2 separate regions of the Homo sapiens genome follow, and region 1 is linked to region 2. The links are chromatin loops, found by intact Hi-C in ENCODE. Cell type or tissue: PC-9. All regions are shown on one strand. Region 1 overlaps UGP2 (UDP-glucose pyrophosphorylase 2). Region 2 has its middle 100 kb from the start of UGP2.

What was found. Peaks named below come from ENCODE experiments on the same cell type or tissue, not always from the same donor. Only the 100,000 strongest peaks of a DNase experiment are listed, where the experiment ranks them.
Region 1: it touches region 2 in a loop (2.4-fold over the local background); 2 of 110 quality-filtered maps call a loop at or near these places.

What each region holds. Positions count from the first base shown.
Region 1 is chr2:63,860,065-63,862,564 of GRCh38, forward strand. The region is part of intron 3 of UGP2 (UDP-glucose pyrophosphorylase 2); the gene reads left to right. Among named protein-coding and RNA genes, the nearest start is that of UGP2, 19 kb to the left of the region's middle. In PC-9, CTCF peaks have their summits at 1,363 (motif pointing left) and 1,573; no DNase peak of the experiment used is centred here; H3K27ac peaks cover 245 bases.
Region 2 is chr2:63,741,126-63,743,625 of GRCh38, forward strand. It overlaps a transcript of WDPCP not described here. Among named protein-coding and RNA genes, the nearest start is that of UGP2, 100 kb to the right of the region's middle. In PC-9, no CTCF peak of the experiment used is centred here; a DNase peak (open chromatin) is centred at 956.

The DNA.
Region 1 (2,500 bases), 120 kb after region 2:
CTTAGAGATTATTATAGAGATCAATTTTCCTTTCAAAATGTAATTTTTAAAAGTGAACATAGGTCTTTTTTTAAAAAAAATGCAAATAATATTTTATATTCCTAAGTAAAAAGAAATTACTGTGGAAGAACAGCCATTTAGAGTAACATTTCTCATGTCAGCCTTATATCAAAGGTGTGACATAAACATTGTCATACCAGTGGATCTATATTTTTGTGTATGAGTTGACAATTAGCAGAGTCAGCCACCTGGTTTGTAAGTAAAGTTTTATTGGAACACACCCACACATTCATTTATGTATTGTCTATAACTGCTTTTTTGCAACAATGGCAGAGTTGAATAGTTGGAGTGGAGACAGTATGGCTTGTAACAAAACCTGAAATACTTATTATCTAGCCTATTTACTGACCCCATTTTAGTGTATGTATTTTCAGAACATCTTTGGTAGCTTTCTTTATTTCTTTGGCCCTCAGAAAACTGACCTCATATGCCTTTGTCATTTCAGATGATCACTTTTAATTTTTATCTTTATTTTTTATTTTCTTTTAGAGATGAGGTCTTGTTCTGTCACTCAGGCTGGAGGGTAGTGGCACAGTCATAGCTCACTACAGCCTCGAACTCCTGGGCTCAAGGGATCCTCCTGCCTCAGCCTCCTGAGTAGGCAGGACTACAGGCATTGTGCCACCAGGCCCAGCTAATTTTTTTTTTTTTTTTTTTTTTGTAGAGACAGGGTCTCCCTATGTTGTCTAGGCTGGTCTTAAAGTCCTGGCCTCAAGTGATCCTCCTGCCTTAACCACTTTTTAGATAAAAATAGTTTTTCATAAATACTAGATTGAAGGACATATTTTATAGATAGGCATTGAAATTTTATATTGTGAGGTTTTACTCGTTCTTACCTTTTGTGTTGAATGCTTTGTTTTAGCTCTCAGTGAGTACATAGATGTTTTGTGAGAAGTCTTTTGAGTTCATGTTTTATGAATTATGGCTAATAAGAACCCAGTTTATAGCGTTATGGATAATGCTCTGCTCCTTCTTTGTAAATGTTAACTAAATGTAATAATAAGATTATCTTGATATTTAACTACATAAGTAAAAAAATTTTTATATATATATAAAGGTTAATGTTTTAAATTAGAGCAAGAAAGGACAAGCCAGCATATGTAGCTTATTTGACCATTTCATTGTTTTCCAGAGAGGTTATGAGAGTGTCTTGGTCTTGGCCAAGCTTACACGTTGGGCATGGACAGGGATGGGAAATAGATCAGAGTTACGAGGAAGTACGGGGCCTGTTCAAGAAGGTATTGGAGCTGACGAGTTCTCTTGAGCGCTAATTTAAAACCTGTTGAAGTCACATGGCTGGCACTGACCCCTGGTGGTGATGTATTTTCATTTCTATACAAAATATTCTCTAAAGAAGGCTTTTTTACCAGCACAGGCAACATAGACCTCACCTCTACAAATTTTTTTTTTTTAGTTAGCTGTGCATGGTGGCATCTACCTGTAGTCCCAGCTACTTGGAAGGCTGAGGTAGGAAGATCACTTGAGCCCAGGAGTTTGAGGCTACAGTAAGCTATGATATCACCACTGCACTCCAGCCTGGGCAACAGAGTGAGATCCTGTCTCAAAAAAAAAAAAAAAACAAAAAAACGACTTTTTCATTTCAATATTTAATAGGATCAAAAGAGTGAAGGTATATTTGTGAACAGGGAGGAGTTATGTAGGGTCATAGGGTAGAGAATTGGCATGAAGAGAATAGCATGCATCAATGTGGTATTTAGCTCCAATGGATTTTTTGTTTTGTTCCATAAAATTGCTGAGACTTTTTCTTAGTCTATCAATACAAAAAACATTAAAAGCTATTGTTTATTTATAAGGAAGTCTGAGGAAGTTACAGTTTATGTGTGCAGAGTACAGATACATAGCATTTTTTTTTCTGAAGGTGAACCGTAGTACACTGTGCATTTAAAGTTTGCACATTAAAAGAAAAAAATCTTGAGGCAATCTGGCCAAGCATCTGATATAGTATGCCATATAGGATGATTTGCTTTGAGCATGTGAAGATTTCCCAGCTGCAACTAGCCAATGATAAAGCCATTAGAGACTTGTTTTGTGTGTATGTGGAGATACACACACAAATGAGATTCTAAAAAGTATTCCACAAAAAGGAATTAGTGGCATTTAAAGAAATGGCTCTGAGGACATGGCTGAATACCAAAGAGTCTCATCATTTCTTTGACATAAAGTTTTAAAACAGTAATATATAGAAATACTGACACTAAGCAGACATACTAATTTAGCAAATATTGCCAAAGCTTCAACTTTTGATTTCATGATGAATTGAACAGTTTTTGAATTTCCCTCGGGATTACCTTCCTTCACATTCCTTCGTGTACAGGACTTTCAGAAATGGGGACCTGATAAAGGAACTGACAACAAGCCCATGATTATTAATTCCATACTGGTTACATGTCTATAATTTCACTTTAGAAATAGCAATAGC
Region 2 (2,500 bases):
ATTTTCTGGATAAAGGTTGACTCTAACAATCAGTAACAAATTTCTGATATTGTGCAATGTCTCTTACTTTGCTGTAAGCTGATCCTTCAAAAATACTGAGACAAAGCACTTAATAAAGACATCTTTTGTGGCACCATTAAGCACTAGCTAGGGAGTCAGTCTCAGGTCCCTCGGACCTTCTTTGATTTATTTTTTTTTTCAGGCTCATTTATCCACTGTACACCCTGAGTTAAGATACCTGCACAGAGCTGGGTTTCTCCTGGGCATCTCTGGCAGCCAGCTGTTAGAAATAAATGTTTTATTTAATTGTTTAATTGAGTGGGAAATGGTTTAAGTAGAGTTGGTCTCTTGTATTTCACTATGCTTAATGTTTACTTTCTTTGCTTGCCTACTTTGAATGATTTCTGGCTTTGATAAATTGCATCTTAAATTTTTTTGGTTTACCTGCATGATTACAATATTTGCATTTTTTTTTCAAATTTAATGGCTTAACAATGTAACGTCATTCCTCATTTGCCACTTTTAATCAGAAACTGGGTAAGTGAAAAATCAGTGTTGTGGATTATTTTATTTAAAAACCCTCTGATTTCTTTAAATAAATCATTTAAAAATTCAAGCAATTTATAAAAGCACAACAAATAAAGCCCCCTCTTACCACTCAGAAAATGACTGTTGCTAACTTTAGGTGAATATTATTCCAGACTTCTCTATGCCTATATACAGATAAAAGATTAGACAAACAAAAAGCAAGATAAATGGAAAACGTTATTAAAATTGGATCATACAACAGCTGGTGGTTAATAAAGAACTATTAAAGTTTACTTCAGTTTAACAAAAGAAAAAGAAAACTGAATGATATGGATTAGCTGAACTCCAGATAAATTTTTTCTCACATGTCAGGCATATTTTAGAGATCTCAATCATGTGTGCTTGGGCTTGACTCAGTCTGATGTCTATCTCTTGGCATAAACCCAGAGGAATTTCTTGACTGTATGTCCAGGAATATTAGTCTCCCCTATCTCTAATAGTTCATCTTATTACAGTGTAAGTGTTTTTGTCAGTAGCCTGTTGTTCTTTCTGTAAAAAGATAAAATGGAAAGAAAGAAACAGGAAGAAGAGAAAAGGAAGGAAGGGAGGGAGGAAGGAAGGAAGGGAGAGAGGGAGGAAGGAAGGGAGAAAGGAAGGAAAGTTTCTATTTCAATGTCTGTATTCTAGCTTATAATTTTAGTGGTCCTCTTAATTAAAGTGCCATGTAACTTGTGGATGATACTCACCCAACATTATAGGGAGACTTAGTGTTTTAAGATAGGTCTGGCCTTCCTACTTCATTACAGAATAGGTCCCAGGGATCACTTTGGGATGGTCCTCAGAATTTATCGTGCCCTGCCTGATCCATATCCTCTCACTAATGAGGTAGATTGCATTAAAAGCCTCGTCTTGTTCAATCTATTTTATGCAGTCTGCCATGCCTACAAGGGTTCTTTTTTCTTATAAATTCTAATGATATTATCTGTAGATTATCAACCCAAAACTTGAGAGCAGTGATAACTAACAAAAGACCCATACGAGATGACATAAAAACGTTGGTGGATTGTTTATTGTATGTTCCACACAATGCCACAGACCATGACCTTCTAGAACATCTGGGTAACGTGCCAAGCAGCACCAGGGAAACTCTATACCCAGTCCTTGCCTCAGTAACACAGAGCCCAATGTTATCAGTTGCATTTTATTACTAGCCTGTAAAGAATTTAAGGGTGCTATAATTGAAAATGAACTGAAAATTTAATAAGAAAGGCCAGCATGACACATGACGCAGGTGAACGGAAAGAAGGGAACTAACATTTCTTGAGCCTCTATTTTATGCCAAAAGGGATGTTTACATCTTTTTAATCCCCAAACAACCCCGTGGAATTGATATTGTTTGTATTTTCATGTTACAGATGAGTAAACAAGGCTTGGAGGGATTGATGTTGTAAGTGGTGAGCTGGAATTTGAATCCAGATCTGTCCCATTCCAGTGCTCTTTCTCCTGAGCTGTTCTTCCTACCTGCAAGTTGTTATTCCAACAAAATTTCAAACTATATTCTAAATGAGCTCTGTGATAAGGTGGTATGTGCAGCCTGCTACGTGGCTTCCCTACCTAATCATTCTTCAGAGCATCAGACCCAACTATTTCAGTAAGGTCATCAATGTTAGAGTCACACTTAACACTAAATGGATTTGGTTACCGCCTGTCCTTGCCACCTGATGCTGCCAGGGAAAATGGAAGAACAGCTGCTGGAAAGATTTGCTAATTCCTTTGAATAGCTTGTGACATTATCTAAACTTTAGATTCCAAAGGGATTTGTTGATTCTACAGTTTTTAAAAAAATACATCAAGATATACCTGGAAATAAGATAATGAGGTTTTTAGAAAATTATTTTGTTGGCATTATGTAGACTTCTCAAATAATTCATATGAAAGTTAATCCCAAGTTATGAATACTTGCATGACAGTC